Linked DNA regions of Homo sapiens: region 2 is linked to region 1. The links are chromatin loops, found by intact Hi-C in ENCODE. Cell type or tissue: MCF 10A. All regions are shown on one strand. Each heading gives the region's core, and the rest is flanking DNA. Links, peaks and the distances in the headings are about the cores only.

Region 1 (8,914 bases), core at 478-8,477:
AGCTCCCATTACAGGGGTTATTTTATCTATGTAGCACCGAGACCCAACAATGCCAGCTAAATCAGGCATCACTGTATGGCCGATCCCAAGGTTTCTTTAGAATTGTTACACTCAGCCATTGCTCCCTTAATTTTATATTACTAAAGATAACTCTGCTTTGTTTGACAAAAATGCATCTGGAGTACAGAATCTTAAAAGAGAATGTGCCCAGATGGTAGAGGTATTTAAGGAAATACAGTCTTCCAGTTTGGGATTTTGTAAACCCCTCTGATTTCATTTGTATGCTTTTCCAACTCCCCCTGCTTGTTGCCCTTACACCCTGTTCAAGTTGCCAGGGGCGTTGTGTGGTGTAGCCATAGTAACCATGAAGCCTCTCTATGCTACCCCCCACCACACACACACACACACACACACACAAACTTCACATGCTTCACCCACCAACCATAACTTCACTCAAACTCCAATCGTTTATATCCTGAAAAAGAACTTAAAATAACAAATACCAAAGTTGTATGAACCTCCACATGTTGTGTTTTTGTCACTACATCTAATTGCTATTCACACCAAAGGTAAAAAAATATAAATGGGATTCAGTGGCAGATTGCTTACAGTTGAAGACTTTCTTTTTAATAGACAGGAGAATAAGGATTTGCACCTTTCCCCCTCCGCTAGAAGGTGAGTTGAAATTTAAAGTGGCCTTAAAGATGTGTTCCTTCCTGATTGTTTTCCTTTTCCTTGCAGTAATAATTATTCTTGGCTAATAATGTTGGTTTTTAAGGCAGGTAATTAGTGCTTCCAACACAGTCATTGAATTTCCTGAAAGCAAAGACATTCTATAATCCGGGTCCCCATTAACTGACCAAGAACTGAATCTCAAACTACCAGAGGCAAGAATTCCCCTGTATTTGCATCAGTCAGGCCACACCTGGCTTGGGGCAGCCAGCTCGCAGGAGACTGATTTCAGGGGGATATTAAAGAATAGATCCACATTCAGGGGCAGGAGACCAAGTCAGTGGGCAAATGTGCACACTGGGTCTTAAAATGAAGCCATGGAGAAATAGGGAGTCATTGGTCTAGAAAAGAGAGTAGGACTTTAAATCCCAAAGTCTGACTTTTATGTGAAATGATCTCTGAAGAGCAGAAAAAATGTCTCCTATAAAAGGAGTATCATTAGCCAGAGAAGTACCTGCCCCAGGTACTCACCACCCTCCAAAGCAAAGGATGGGGAAGTCTCACCATGTGTTCTGAGAAGCCCCTGTTTCCTGCCCCGACTTGCTGAATTCAAGAAGCCCTCCAAGGAAGACATCTCCATCTCCTTCTCACTCTCTTGGTCTGTTTTTCTAGCCTGGGTTACCCAGAGTAGAGCCTGAGATAGAGGCTTATGTGAGAGTAAGTTTCTTTGAAAGGGTGATTCCAGGCAGCAGGGCTGAGGACAGAGAGAGCAGGAAGCAAAGAAAGCCGATACCAGGATGCATTTGCATTCTCCAATGGGCCCTCACTCTGGGGCCACTTACATCTCATGGAATCACCTGAGAAGTCACAGCCAAGTCTCCGGAGTAAGAAAGGGAAGGAAGGCATTTATTGATCAGCTCCTGCCCCTCATTGGTCCAGGGGTCCCCCAAGAGACATAAGCTCCCCTCCACTTCACAGCTGAGCATTTGTGAGTATTGAGCACGTCTTTGGGCGTGCCATGCTGTGTGTCAAAAATCCGTGAGGCCCACGCTGCAGGAAGCTTGTCAAAGCCTGTGTAGATTGACTGCCACAGCTGCAGCCATTTAAATAAGAGGCAAAGCCAAGAGCACATGGGGTGGTGCACAGGAAGTATCTAATACCCTGCAGGAGAGTAAGTAATGGGTAGGGCAGAGCATAGGAAGACGCCGTCCTGGAATTCACAGTCATTTCTTGAGGGTATAGTAGTAAAGACCTGACTGCCCGTTTCTGACCCAGGAATGCAATTTCCTATTTCCTTCTCTAGAATCTTCTCCAACTACTATCAACTGGGCTTGATTTATACCACCTGAAACTCTGCCTGGATCCTCAGGCACACACCCTGTCTCCCTCTGACCTGATGGAATGCATGAGGCTGACCCAAGCCCATTATTTAAGATTCTGGACTTTTTCTGCTTCCCCCGTTGGAGAAATCAGAATCTCTAAACACACCCTCCTTCTGCAGTCCTAGAATTTCGGATGATGACCTTCCTCTTGCTTCTGTGTGTACCACCAGCTGTCCCCTTCTGACCTGGCCTTGATCCGTGACCCGGCCTCCTCCCCTTCTGCGTTCTTCTGTCCTCCTCATCTAAGTCATTCTCTTCCTCTTCTCTTTACCTTCTTTCCTTTGGGCTAAGCTTCACTGGGGGATACTCTATATGCAGTGTAAATTAGATCTGAGAAGTCGATGCAAATGCAATATTGATTTTTTATGCAAGATTAGTGGATAGTCTATGTTTTTGCTTGCTGAAGTTTCTTTAACAAAATGATGAAGTTGAAGTTCTTTAATATGAGGCAACCCCAAAAAGTAAATACATAAAGATGAAATCATGAAGACATGTAATTCTAAACCAGCCTATTGGTGTCTCACGTATTAACTCAGACTCAATGAGACCTGAAAAACAAAATTTTGAAAGAGGCATCATTTCTGCTAAACTTCACTCAGTCTCCCTACATCTCTATTCCATGGAAGAAATTCCAATTGCCTTCATTCTTTACGTAGCGTGTGGTCTCCTAGAAACTAGGTCTCACTTACAGGAATCACCTGTGCTTCCTAGTGTTTTTCCCTGGCTATTCATAAAGGATTTCTAATTCCATTAGGAGTTTCACCTGGTTATTTCTGAAAGTTCACAAGGAGTGACAAACATTTGCATGTGTTTTTTCCATGTTCTTCTACCTGCCCTGGTTCACCACATTGATATAACTACCCCCCACAAGGTCACGTGAAGGTGATCCTTCCACATCATCACCATTGCTATTTGGTGTCTCTTCCACTCCAGCGAAAAAGAATTCTGTCATGCAAACAAATGCCAGGAAGGTCCATTTCAGGAAACACACCAGGACTCACATGAAGATAATTTCCAGGTCCGTCATTTGTCTGTCTTTTCTGGTCTGCTTTCTCTGTGTGCTCATGTTTGGCTGTGGAACACTCTGGAAATGGTCCAGTCCCTTCAAGCCAGACTTAGAGTATCCTCGTTCTTTCGCTACGCTTTCTGGTGCCTTTTCTACTTATTCAGCTCCAGGGGAAAAAGTTTTATTGAATGCATGAAACATGAAACACTTTTTTTTCCTTAGAACTGTAGATTCAAGGAAAAAGAAGGACAGGAGAGGCAACTCACGTTTATGAACAACAGGTGAGAAAAAAAGAGGCTCAGGGAGCTCCCTCACCTGCCCACGCTTACCCATGTGGAGCCAGGATTTAAACCCAGGACCTTCCAACCATGAGTCAATCTCCCTATCTCTTTTCCTCTCCCCTCTCCCAGTGTCCCCGTCTCCCCCTATCCCCCCCTCTCTCTCTCCCTCTCTCCTTCTCTCCTCTCCGCCTCTCCCCCGTCCTTCCTCCTCCCTCTTTTTCTCTCTCTCCTTCCCTCTCTTTCTCCCTTTCTCTTTTCTCTCTCTCCCTCTCTTTTTCTCTCCCTCTCCCTTCTTCTCCCTCCCTCTCTCCTTCTTTCTCTCACTTTTTCTCTCTCTCTCCATCTCTCTTTCTCCCTTCCTCTTTCTCTCCCTCTCTCTCTACTTTCTCTTTTTCTCTCTCTCTCCCTCTTTTTTTCTCTCTGTCCTTCCTTCCCTCTCTCTCTTCATCTCTTTCTCTGTCTTTTTCTCTCTCTCCCTCTTTTTTTCTCTCTGTCCTTCCTTCCCTCTCTCTCTTCATCTCTTTCTCTGTCTCTCTCCCCTTTCTCTCTCTCCCTCCCTCCCCCCTCTCTCTCCTCCTGCAGTAGGTTGCTTCCTAGTATCTCTGATTATCTTCTTTTAGCCTCCACTGATGTAGCTACATGCAGTTTTCTGTCATTACTTTGTTGGCATCTCAGGTGAGATTTGAATATAAAACTAACCCCATTTTCCCTGTGGATACCTCCTTTTCCTTTTCCCTTTAAGCTAGCCTTGAGCCTAGATTGCCTTTCATATTACACTGGCAGATCACCTGCCTCTCGCTCCCTCTGTGGAAAGCACTGGCGAGGAGTAATCAAAGCACGGTGCACCCTGTCAAGTATCTCCAAACGAAACAGAGCTCACAGGGCACGCACTCCCTTTCTTGTGACCAACCAAGACTCACATACAGGAAACTCTATTTCTGTGTCTTGCTTTATATGCATTCCCAAGTGATATTGTTCTTACTGTAGAAATCAAAACTTGGAGAGACCCTACAGCCATTGTGTCTGCCGCTTCTGTTTTAAAGATAAGGAAAATGAGGTTAAGCAACCAGCACAGGCTCTCACAGCCTTTCCCTAGATCTCAGAAGTGAAGGATGGAGTCAAGAACTTCAGGGCTTCCAAACCGAACTTCTCCTAGTACATTTTACTGCCTTTGCATGTATCCTGTGCTGAAAACATCTGCTCCCCTGAGCTCAGCTAGGACAGTGACTATTTAATATAGTTAATGCCAGGAACTTTCACCCCACGTATGGAAGAGTTCAATCTTTGAGTAGACACCTTGTGAATACACAAACCAACACTCCCTTCTGAATTCTCATTCCTAGCACATTGTCCTTACAGATTCCCAGGGGACACCAAGAGGTTTTTGCCTATATAAAATTAACTAGCAACAGTAAATGGTGAAGTCCTAATTAAATAAGCATGGGTTAAAAGCCAGTCGTCTGCTAAGATGGTGAAGGGTGTCCCCATCCCCATGTTTAATAAATGATTGCTGAATCCACAATTCCTCTAAAGTTGATGGGAAAGTTTCCATCTTTCAGATAAGAGCATATTATCAACGGTTAAAGGATATCCCAGGCCCTCCAGCAAATGCCTTCTGGAATCATCTCCACATTCAGACCCATCGTAAACAACAGAGGGGCAATACTCATGCTTCGCAAAAGCCGTTCATTCCCCTTGGCAAAGGCGGGAGAGAGGGCTCACCAACCTTGGAGAAGCCTGGTTTACATCGTCAAGGTAGCTACTGCCCTCTAGTGTTGATATGGGAATAAAGCAAAAAAGTATACCTGGTTGAAACGAAACCGAACTCCACAAAGTTTTTCAATTACTGATGTGTCTCAGCAGCCTTGGTAGGAGCTTGGAAAACATCATCAGGTGAGGATATTGCACTGGAGCTGACCTCTTGTGGCTTCTAAAGTTTCTTTCTTTTTTTTTTTTTTTTTGAGACAGAGTCTCACTGTGTCACCCAGGCTGGAGTGCATTTTCTTGTGTCCAACCAAGACTCACATACCATCTCAGCTCACTGCAACCTCCACCTCCCAGGTTCAAGAGATGCTCCTGCCCTAGCCTCCCAAGTAGCTGGGATCACAGGCATGTGCCACCACACCCAGCTAAGTTTTGTATTTTTAGAAGAGATGGGGTTTCACGATGTTGGCCAGACTGGTCTCGAACTCCTGACCTCAAGTGATCCACCTGCCTTGGCTTCCCAAAATGCTGGGATTACAGGTGTGAACCACTGCACCTGGCCTCCAAGATTTCTATTTGGCAAATTCACATAGCTACTTTCATACTTGTTAAAATACCGAAATGCTTCCATACCAGTTAGCAAAAGGCCACCACCCTCAGCCCTCTGACAACCAGCATCACCACTCCAGAACCAGGTCCCTCCTCTGCACCCCCCAGATCTCTCCATCATCAGGTTACTAAAGTTTTAAAGCTCAGCAAAGCAGGAGCCACCAAGACCCGGACCCAGAGTTACAGCTGCAGTGTTAAGTCCGCATTTGAATCAATCTGAGAATTAACTCTTTTACATATGACACTTCACTTGCTCCTCACCATTCAACTCATGTGCTCATTCATCGGTCTATTCATCATCTATTGAGACCTACTACGTATCAAATACTGTGTTAGTCACAATGCATAGGGAAAATGAGGGTTTTATTAGGTCACAGTCTTGTGGGATCCTCTACATTAAGATGGTGTCTATAATAATTTGGTTAATATTGGCCTAGTGGCCCAGAAACATCTGCAGCAGATGACCCTGGCTTCTTTTGGAAGAGGTTTGGTGGGGTGATTATACCATACTATATGCCAGGTGATGAGCATTCAGAACTTGGCTCTGACTCTGAAAACAGGTTGAGCATTCCAAATCCAAATCCAAAAGTCAAAAATCCGAAATGCTCCCAAATTGAAAACTTTTTGAGCGCCAACGTGTACTCCAAGGAAAAGCTCACTGGAGTATTTTAGATATCAAATGTGCAGACTTGGGATGCTCAGCTGGTAGGTATAATGCCAATATCCCAAAATCTTTTAAAACCGGAAATCCAGAACACTTCTGGTCCCAAACATTTGGGATAAGGAATACTCAGTCTGTAGCTATTTGGCCTTTGACAAGTGACTTTCCTGTGTTCCAGTTTCCCCACTTCTAAAGGGAAGAAAATAACACTTACTCATTAGGTTATTATGAAGGTTAAAGGGGATAGGCTTTAAAAGTCTTTATCACAGTTCTTGTCATTCAGTAAATTTCATGTGTGTTTGTTAAATATCTGGATCACAAGGTATTAAAGATTAAACTGTATTCACCAATCACCAGATCAACTGTTACTACTATTTTAATATACCAAAGAACAAAAAAGGCATCGGTAATCAGAGCAATTCCACTATCCAGTGACAGTCAGATGGAAAAACATCTGAAGGGAGAGATAAATGAAACCACGAAAAATATGAAGAGAGACCAAAAGTGGGTTTTGTCAGTTCACATTTATAGCATCAGTTTAATAATTCAGAAGCTGCATTCACTATGCATAGAATTATTTACAGACTAATATGAGCAACTCTACATGGACATACGGTAAGCTCTATCTGGTCAGTTGCCAGTCATTGTAAACTGGCTAATGGGTCCCTTTGCCTATCACCTGCACCCTCCTTTTCATGACTCACAGCTTGTGGCCGTGTCCTCCGCTTAGCCATAGGACCACAGGACTGGTCAATGTGACATGGGACTGGGAAACGTAATGACTCTTAATTATCTCAGGTTGAAGGTGCGTTACAGAAAGATGGCAGGCTTCCAAAGAAACATCTTCCTCCACTGGCTACATGTCAGCACATTTGAACCAACAGTATTACAAATGCCTTCTATACCTATGAAATATTTTTTACAGTTCTTAGAGTGCTTCACAGGACCGCACACCTGGAGATAGCTGGATACCTGGAGAAATTGTATTAACTGACTTTGCTCTTAGGAACCACCATTCCGGGAGCGTGGTGTTGTAGCGGACATTACTACTCAACAGCTCACCTCTGAAAAGGTAGAAGAGGTATCCCATCTAGCCAAAGGATTAAGATAGTCACTTTTGTAGCAGTTGCTGTGGGAATGATTCGAGACCACTGGCCTGACTTTCAGGGAAGAACAGGAAATAGTCACCCACATCTGGGTACTCTCACCTCTCCCCAAAACCGGCACCTGTCTAGGCCACCTCCCACTGGAGAGAATGAAACCTGTTAATCCTTCAGAATTGCTCTTTGGAGCCCAAAGATTAATTTGAACTTTCCAAGTTTTGGCTACTTTGAAGTAGAAGAGGAAGAAGATTCACAAGTATGAATGACTATGGAAAGCTGAAACATTAAACTTTTAAGAGCCCTTCCCTGCACCTTAATCTCTTTCATCTACTTAACTCATTACATCAAGAACAGAGAAGTAACAACAAAAAATAGAGACACCCTTTTGGTCTGGTAGAGTTGGGGACTTCCAGGATTCAGATGGACCAAAAAGCTGAGACCAAATCTCACACACAAAAAAAAATAGTCAGATATTCCTCCTTCCTTGAAACCTGAAATTCATGGATAAGTTATTTTAATGTTTGGCCCATTTGAAATGTGGCAAAACTGCCAAATCTCTAACTACTTAGCACATATTTCAAACTTTAAAATGTCTTTCTATATTTTATCCCTTATGTAACCTGAATCAAAACTGACTAGTGCACAGCAAGTATATTAAACCAAACCTTGTGTGTATATATGCACACACTATGGATGGTTTGTTTTCTACTTTTACATGTCAAAAATATCTCCATGAACTTCCCCAAAATTTAATTTTAAGAAGTTGGGACCAGGCATAGTAGCTCACATTTGTAATCCCAGCACTTTGGGAGGCTGAGGCGGGCAGATCACTTGAGGCCAGGAGTTCGAGACGAGCCTGGCCAACATGGCGAAACCCCGTCTCTACTAAAAATACAAAAATTAGCCAGGCATGGTGGCGCATGCCTGTAATCCCAGCTACTCGGGAGGCTGAGGTGGGAGAATCGCTTGAACCTGGGAGGTGGAGATTGCAGCAAGCCAAGATTGCACCACTGCACTCCAGCCTAGATGACAGAGTGAGACTCTGTCTCAAAAAAATAAAAATAAAAATAATGAAATAAAAACTTGCGCTACCTTTCAGAAATCTTCTATTAAACCTACTGGTAAGCATCTATATATTTAAGGATACCTACCAAATATCCTCGTCCTGAGACACTTGTTATAACTCAGCAATGCACTCTACCAATGTTCTGATTGCAAATCTTTAGCTCATGATAAGGTTGATATTGCCACTGTAAAATGTGTAGCATTTAGGTTTTGGAAAATTATCCTTCTTAAAACCATTAGAATATCAATAAATAGATCATAAAATACATTTTTAAAGAAGTATTGTTTTGTCACTTTTAGTATTTTGGGTGTCTATGGGATTTGCTTTGCCGTTCTTTTGGAGGAATGTTTTAATAAAAAACAGTCATTTGTAATTTGCTCATCAATTGCTTATAGTTATGTTTGTAAGTATTTTTATGCAATTCCTTTGT
Region 2 (8,914 bases), core at 578-8,577, 680 kb before region 1:
GCAACAGTTCATATTAAATAGCTATGGAGAGTACAAACCCAAATTAACTTCATTTCGCACCAAAGGCCATGATCCCCTCTGGGGCTGCCCTGTCCAGGAGGTTAACCAATGCAGCTGGTCTGAACTGAGGTGCGCTGGAAGTGTCAACCCACATCTGATTTTGAAACCTAGTTTTTTTTTTTTTTTAAAAGAATGTAAACGTCTCACTAGTAATGTTCACATTGATCACTTACTGAAATTATATTTTGGCTCTATTAGGTCAACATAAAATGAATTTTACTTCTTTCTGCATACTTTAAAAAAAAATGGCTACTAGAGAATTAAAATGACACCTGTCACTCATACTACCTTTCTTTGGGACAGTGAGCTCTAGGAGGCAGGCAAGGATGGAAGGAAAGGATCCTGCTGCCAATAGGCACCCACAGCCACTTCCCCATCTCCCTAATCTTATCTCCCCGGAATCCCATGGGGTGAACACCCACCTTTTGTCCTCTTCCCCAGGAAGCCAGGGAGGCTCTTTACCCCCTGACCCAGGCTCAGCTGCTTGCCCACCATCACACCCCTACCTGGACAGTAGCCGAGGAAAGGGCAAATATAGGCCGAGCATGGTGGCTAGCAGGTACTCCCTCATCTCTCAAAAAGCCATGCCACTCAGCCTCTGCCCACCAGGTGCTCCCAGAGCCCACCTCCACTGGTTTCACCTTGTCACGCTCCTCAAGGGAATGTAAACTCAGAGGACCAGATCCAAATGTGGAATTCCCAGCCTCCTTGGCACTGGAAGCCTGTTACAAGGGGGAGAGCCATACCCTGGTCATGGCACCCTCTTCCCCCAACCCAGGGCTCCATCCTGCTCCTCGAAGGCCTCCCCCACCTACACGTAGACTAGGAAGCCCACAGGAACCAGCTCCGTGCACTCATTCCTCCTTCCGTCCTGTCTCTGATGAGAAGCATCTCTTGGCCACCCCTTCAGGCCACCTTCTGCAGGACAAGCAGGCCCTGGAAGTGGTCCTGTGGCCCTTTGCAAGCAACCACCCTCCAGAACTGGCACACTCCTGAGGAGCACTAGTGCAGGGCCCTCTGTGACACAGGGCCTGAGGGACCCCATTGTCTGACGTAAGGACCATGCTGACAGTATCCACCAGAACAGCTAAAGCTAAAAAGACGACACTAATACCAAGTGTTGGTGAGCGTGGAACTGCTCCTCAACCCGTGCTCATTAGGAAACGTACACTGACACTTTTGGGCAGTATTACTAACAATGAACATACCTCATGACTCAGCAATTCCACTCCTAGGTGCGCATCCCACATAAATGTGGGCATATGTTCACCAAAACCCAGGGACAGTAATGCTCACAGAGACACTATTCATGATAGCCACAAACTGGACACTACACAAATGCCCTCAATAGTAGAAGGAATAATGAAACGGGGCTGTCACAGAATGGAGTGCTGCACTTAAACAGAATAAACTACAACTACATGTGACAACATGGATCAATCCAACAAAGAGAATGTACTGCAAAAGCAGCCAGACACCAGAGAATAGATGCCATCATTTCATTCACATAAAGCTCAAACACAGGCAAAAGTAATAAAAGGTAACAGATATCAAAAGAGAGGTTACTTTGGGCGTTACTTTGGGAAAGAAGAGGGTGGGAGTGACTTGGAGAGCCACGATGGGGGCTTTGGGAATGTTCTATCCCTTGATCTGGGTGGTGGTCATATGAGTGTGTAAATTTTGTGAAAATTCATGTTGTTCACTTATGATCTGAGATGAAGCACTTATGTGCTTCTCTCTATGTATGATCTACTTAAGAAAAAATTTCACTTAAAAAAAGATTACTGCAAAAAAAAGTGTGAGTTGAAGATAATAATACAAACACAACACCAAAAAATGGCAGGGCCTCTCATTCCCCTAGTAAAAGCTTTTGTCAGCCCTACCATAAAGTTGAAAAGCAATGACAATTCAGCAAACAAATGTGAAATGATGGATAAAATAACTGGAAATATGGATTTATACTCAAAATCATTAATAATAAATGTCACTCTAAGTGACTCTAAATATCTCTATGTCTTGAGATATCAGCCGATGACAGTATAAAGCCATCAGGGCTAGTAAGACATTTTACAATACTGTTTATTTCACCTTTATCTCCTCTTTTTATGTACGTTTGATTATTTTATAATATGCCTTCTATGTTATCAAAGAATACAAGTATAAAATTGATAAAGTATTGTTGGTACTTATCACAACCTTTACCGATGAGGTTTAAGCAGAAACATTTGGAACCTCTTATCTGAATGTATGTGCATAAATACATCATCTTATCTCTCAGGAAAAAGGTTCAAGGGTATCCAGACTTTGCAGAAATTCTCAACTTTTAGAATTATTTGTAAATCTCCGATAAGAAAGATGATGGAATCACCAGGAAATCTGCTTTAAATTTTTATTTTTCTTGTGAAAATAGCTGAAGTGGGAGGTTAAATTTAACTTTATCTCCCTTCAAACCTTGAGTAATAGTCTGGAAAGAGGATTTATGTCATCGCACTGAGTTCCCACTACCGCCTCCTGGAAAAGGCCAACAAAGAGGTGGACCCTGCAACTCATGGCTTGGCCAGACAAGCAATTAAACAGGAAAGCACAAACCCCTCTCCTCAGTGGGAATAACCGACTGCAAATCTGACCTGGTGGCCCCCTGGTCTGGATAAACAGAACCCTTGTTTGGTTGGGGAGGGTCAGAGGTACAGCGCTGACCTGGAAGCCTTGTGACCAGAAACCACATCCACTCTCACAAGCTCCCTGTCTTGATTTTCCTCCTTGATTGATTAGCCTAGTTACCATAGACGGATTCAACTGTACAATAGATGGCAGCTTCTAGATCAACATCAGAGCAATGTTATGGTCCAGGAATGTGACATGGGTTGAATATCTTCTAACTGGACTTAGAAAACCAGAGATCTATAAACATGTTTGTGAATTCCAACTTTCCTCCACCCTGTTTCTGCTACCAGGGCACATTCCACGTTGATCTCTTGTATGCCGATCAACATGATTTTATTGCTTTTTGTCACACATTTTAAACACTGATTTTCACAGAGTTACAGTCCCCGTGGCCTCCCCACACCACAACCAAACAAATGCGCTTTTACTGCCTCAAGGAAGATGTAAGTAATTTACTTGTAAAAGTGAGCTGAGCTCTCAGGAGAAATTCAGCCTCATGCTTCGTTCTGATGGATTTCAGTTCTCAATCTGTCCGGGACAGTCAATTAAAGATTAAGTTGGAATTGAAGTGAAACCTTCCAAGGCTCGTTTAGGTAGGGCCAGACACCCTCCATCAGGCCAAACAAGGGATGGGGATAAAGGATATGGACCTGGCTCTCCTCCTGGGGATGCCAGAGAGAACTTCTCTAGAAATAAATAGCCTCCCACTCGGGTAATTCTCAGGGTCATACTTTAACAAAAAGATGCAAGAAATGCACCAAGCCTTCTTGTTAAAATTCTTAATTGGAACAGCCTTTATAAAGTGGGAACGCTGTAAAAATGAAATGAGATAATGTGTGTGTGCACAGCATATAGGGCCATGCCTGGCATAGGGTACATGCTCAGTTATTGATCACTACAGCAAAGGTCAAGTGTATCTTGTAAAACATAGCTTGTTAAAATGTGACTGCTACTTCTGACTACTCCCATCTCCAGCTTAATGGAAATAAGACCAAGGGATACCTGGAGAGGATCATCCACTTTGGATGAGGTCAGTCTCTTACTGCTGCTCCCATAGCCCAAGCAGGGGCTGCCATTCCGTAAAGGGACAGACTCCCTCAGTTCCTGGGAGTTTGGGGTGGAGGTGATGCAGGGAAGGCATCCCTGGAGAGGGTCCTGATCCCCTTGCTGGGTGTAATTCACAGGCCTGGGCTTGGGAGACTTATAATGGAGCTGAGTGGCCTTGGGCAAGCCCGTGCAGCTCCCCACCCACCAGCATCCATTAAACACCTCCTGTAGGGCTGGTGTGCAACACCTGTCCTCCCACCCATCTTAGCCTGTGCTTCACTCAAATCACTTGTCAGCAACTCAAATCACTTGTGATTCCAGGACACGCATCTTCCTTATTAAACTCTAGAGCAGTGATTTTCAAGGTGTTTTCTCAGAAACTCTATAGAGGGAGCCCGTGGCAAGGGCACAGAACTTCAAGCCCTAACACTGCTTTTGCCCAGAAAAGCTTGACTTGGTTGTTTCTCATTTTGGAATGTCCACCCAAGATGTTGTTTGAACCAAGGATTCTCCAGCTAAGGAAGAAAAAGAGTTGAAAATACTGCTTAACTGGAGATCAATCTTATGAACCCTTAAAGGAATCTTTAATTAGCTCTTATAGCAAATGCAGATTTGTCGAAAGAAACTACAACTCTTTCGCCTACAAGCCCTCCCCAGAGCCAAGGCTGGACTGTGAACCTGTTACTTAACTAGACACTCCAGTGTGGGCTAAGCCATCTTAAAACTAGGGCCCTGCCCTGATTGCTAAGTGACTTAACTTGATGCAAAATAAGAAGCCACACTCTGGGTTTCTTGCCTAAAGGAATGTGTGGCCGGCATGACCCATAGGTGGTCCCTCTCTGACAATCATCAAATATTAGCAAGAGCCACGGCATTGGCAAGAGCTCTTTGGGCAGCTGCCTGAGGGCCAGAATCTGGCATGCTGGCTGAAGCAGAGTCCTCACCTTGCACGCCAAGGACTTTGCAGCTGTGGGCACGCCCCTCTCCTGCAATGATGTGCATAACTTCAACAAGTGGTGCTGGGGACAGAAGAAGGCATGTAAGCATGCAGCCATGCAGCATCAAAGCGTGCTCACCAGCAAGCAGCTGCTTTGAGGGTCCATGGGCATCAACTTTGGGCAACGGGTTGTACATGCCACTGGTAAGGGGACAAGACTCACTGGGCACTGTGTCTGTTCTCAGGGAGCTTAGAACCTGGAGCAGAAACTAAGTGTCTACCCTGATGTCCACACTCTGTGGCAGGGGGATCTGTGACAACCTTTCCAACAAGAAAAAATTGAGAGAGCCAGACAAGGAGGGATACAGTCCTCTTTGTAAAGGGTTTTCGGATTGGGTGACTGCATGACCTCACGGCCCAAAGGGAGGGGTAGTTTGTGAAATTTTTTCCGAAAAAATCCTTGTTTAGATGATAAATGTTACGATCACCATACATAATGTGAGCTGGTCCTTGAAGGACTTATGGAATGCGCACAGGTAGGAAGCACTCTGCAGGATGGGAAGAACTAGAGGAAAAAGCCATGAGGTGGGAAAACGTGGGCATTTTGGGGGAATGTCAAGCTGGAGTCTGGAGTGGCTGGAGCATAAAGGGCATGAAGCGGAGTCTAAAGAGAGATGAGATGAGATACGCGCGGATTCCGAGGGGCCTCACAGGACGAGTTTACACTTTCTTTGCCCAGCGATGATGTCCCATGGAGCTTTCTGAGCAAGAAGTGTCATAGTCAGAGGTGAGCCATGGCACAAAGGAGCAGGGAGAAATGGGAGCCCCTGGCTGGCAGAGCAAGGAGGGTCTGGCTGGTGGGAGAAGGACCATGGCAGCCGGAAGGCCAGGCATCCGAATCATCCCACCCCAGCCTGGCCACTGCCCTGCTCTTTGCCCTCCCAGGCTGCCTGTCACTCTGAGGAATGTGGCACACTCTCCCTAAGGGGGAGGCAACTTGCTCATGCCACTTCCTGAACCCAGACTGGTCCCAGGACCATCTATTTTTGGCTCTCCCAAGCCAGTGTTTGACAAGAAAAGCACAGCTGCCAGTAATTTCGCCCCAGTGGAATCTACTGTTCTATAAAGGGTCATGCCAGTTTCTGCACATGAATTATGGTCACCTGGACCCAAGGCCAAGGGAAGCACCTCCGTCTTCAGCATCACGGTGCACTGGAGTCTTTCCCGGACCTGGGAAAAGTAGGCTGGTGCCTTTGTTCAGCTTGCACAGAAGTAGAAACAGAAGTTCAGCTTGCACAGAAGTCCAGTTGTTCCTGGGACTGTGTTTGTTCAAGGGGCACCAGGGCACCAAGAGACACACTCACTTCCTAGTGCATACAGCCTGCTCCGTGCCCAATAATAGCTGCATGGTGTGAGGGAGAAAACTGCAAAGCCAGCCAGGGCTACGCTTCTTATGGAATGATCCCTGGAGTAAAAGGGATTTATAGTCGAGGAGTTATGTTTAGAAAGGACCCACTCAGAACAGGAATGAGCTTAGAAACTTCATACCAACTAAAGCTTCATCCCTGGCCAGCTGAGTACCCCCTTCTCCCCTCTATCACCCTACGAATCCATTCACCATCTTTGCTTGGATTTTTTTTTTTTAAACTCTCAGATTTCCCAGCCCCCAAACTCTTGCCTCTCCAGTATCTTCAAAACTGGGGTCCAAGATGGTGAGCCCCTTAACGAAAAGGCTAGGTATTAATATCCTGTGTTACCTCTACACCCAGCACAGTAAAATAAATTTGAAGCGAATGAATAAAGAAGCAAACCAATGAATGTATGTCCCTTGGGCAGCTCCACCGGGGCAGCGAGGCCTCTCCCCACACCAACCCCTGAGAAATGTGAGTGGCACTACTGTAGTCACACAGGGACAGCTGAGGCCGAGAGGACTTGTTAACAATGCAGTCAGGAAGAGTGAAGGGAATCAGGCAGCAGTTTGAAAGAAATGTGCAAATCCAGCCTCTCTGTTGCTTTTCCTTTTGGAATATTTCTAATGCACCAAATGCGGATGGTGAAGCTCTAGATTCATTTTCCCCAGGAAAACATGTTTTCTTTGCTTGCTTAAGTGAAGCTCAGTGGCAAAAGTTTTGGCTGACTAGGAGAGTTGATGTTGGCAAATGTGGGTAGAGCTGATGAATGCCATGATCCTCACCAATAGTTTGTACACCCTAAGAAATTACTAATAACACTGATGACAATAATAGATGCTACCATTTAATTAGTATATACTGGGTGCAAGGCATTACGCTAAGCACTTGACATGCATTGTATACCGAAGAGTCACAGTTGTACTTAGGACATAGATACTATTATTATCTCTGGTTTTAGAGGAGGTTTAATGAGATAAAGCCTCTTGCTCAAGGTCACATAGCTAGTAAGTGGCAGAACAGTGATTTAAACCCAGGATAAGTGACAGCAAATTTACTTCTACACGGCAGTGCCATTCAATTTTTTTTTCCGTGGATAAATGGTCATACCCTTTAGGGAAGAGGTAGAAAGAAGAAAGGTTCTGCTAACTGCCAGACAACACGCTAAGGTTATTTATACAGGTTGAGCATCCCCAGTCTGAAATCCAAAATGCTCCAAAATCTGAAACTTTTTGAGTACTGCCAAGTGGAGAATTCCACACTTCACCTCACGTGATGAGTTGCAGTCAAACTGCAGTCAGCACTTTGTTCCATGCACAAAATTAGTTAGACTATTGTATCAAATTACCTTCAAGCTATGTGCATAAGGTGTATATGAAACAAAAGAACTTCATGTTGAGGCTTGGGTCCTATCCCCCAAATATCTCATCATGCACATGCACATATTCCAAAATTAAAAAAAAAAATTAGAAACACTTCTGGTCCCAAGCTTTTTGGGGCTAAGGGGTACTAAACCCGTATATGTAAACTCGCTTGATGCTTAATGATGAAAACTGCATTATGTCCCCTTTTTGCAAATGAGGTACCTGTATCTCAGAGAAGTTAACTAGCAGGTCTGAAGTCATAAATGATAGTTAGTACAAGTGAAGAGAATTGAGAATGGCAAACCAATTTTAGTAATCAATCAGTGCCAGAACACAGGCCAAAATAGGGTAGGTATGAGCAGTAGCTTATGCTAAGTGTTGAACTAGACCAGAGGTTGGCAAACTTTTTCTGTAAAGGGCCAGATATGGTCAATAGGATTTGGCCCGTGGGCCATAGTTCGCTGACCCTTGAACTAGATGATACTGATACGTGGAAAGTTTGAACCTTTGTGAGACTCCTGTTCCTAACAGTAGTATTCATATATGAATCCATTAATAATTTATAAGTTTAGTTTAATCTATCTACTTAGTAAAATCATTAACATATAATAAAAAGGTAAACCTGGGTTAATAAATAAACTCCAATGGGAAAATTCTAAGGCACATGCATGTTTTAGAGAGGGAAAAGTAAGAAAAATACATTCCACTGAGGGGGGAAAAAAGTAACACATTTGTACTATGAGCCCTGAATACAGAACAGACGCCAAGGCTTAAACTGACATCCAAATCCTTCCCTCCTCTTTGCAGTATGGACCAGGGCTTAGATGAGTTGGTGGCTTGGGTAATTAAGAACTCTAAAGATCACTGCCTTCAATCTAAAAGGCCACATGTTCACAGAAAGCTTTTTCCTTGCGTGGATGCCAGACACTTGTGCACAGTGCCATTTTCACTGAAGAGTAAAAGAGCTTAGTTCACTGAGAAAGAAAGAATTAAAGGACTGGAAATGTCTGAATCAGAAATAATCCATTTTCCTAAACAGCAGTGAGAAGGGAGGGTACCGCAGGATGGCCTATCATTTACAGGGGGGAAAAGACCTCCAGTAACTGACTGAAGTTCTGTCTTTGGTCAATGACCTTTAGCAATGTTCCTAGTCCTAGGTCTACCTGCGAAACCTGAAAAACTCCCCAGAAATGGGTGATGGGAGAAAACAAACAAGAAGCACAGGGTGGTATTCATTTTGTTTGGAAAATTATCTGATTCAATAATCAATTATTTCAATATTCAGGATCTGAGTCAATACTCTGTGTTTACTGAGTGCCTACTCAGTGCCTGGACCCATGCAAGGTTCAGGGAGACAACATTAGCAAGATAGCCAAGGTCTTTGTCCTCAAGAACTTCAGAGTTTCCTGGGAGGATCATTTAGGAAATATGTT

What was found. A loop is a pair of places that touch in the nucleus more often than their neighbours do. Peaks named below come from ENCODE experiments on the same cell type or tissue, not always from the same donor. Only the 100,000 strongest peaks of a DNase experiment are listed, where the experiment ranks them.
Region 2: it touches region 1 in a loop (6-fold over the local background); 2 of 110 quality-filtered maps call a loop at or near these places.

The regions. Positions count from the first base shown.
Region 1 is chr15:91,299,216-91,308,129 of GRCh38, reverse strand. SV2B (synaptic vesicle glycoprotein 2B) reads right to left here. Exons shown (of 13, transcript NM_001323032.3): 13 at 5,565-8,914. Among named protein-coding and RNA genes, the nearest start is that of CRAT37, 160 kb to the left of the region's middle. In MCF 10A, for the core only: a CTCF peak has its summit at 5,113 (motif pointing left); a DNase peak (open chromatin) is centred at 5,089.
Region 2 is chr15:91,977,863-91,986,776 of GRCh38, reverse strand. All of the region lies in intron 2 of SLCO3A1 (solute carrier organic anion transporter family member 3A1), which reads right to left. Among named protein-coding and RNA genes, the nearest start is that of SLCO3A1, 130 kb to the right of the region's middle. In MCF 10A, for the core only: a CTCF peak has its summit at 4,157; no DNase peak of the experiment used is centred there.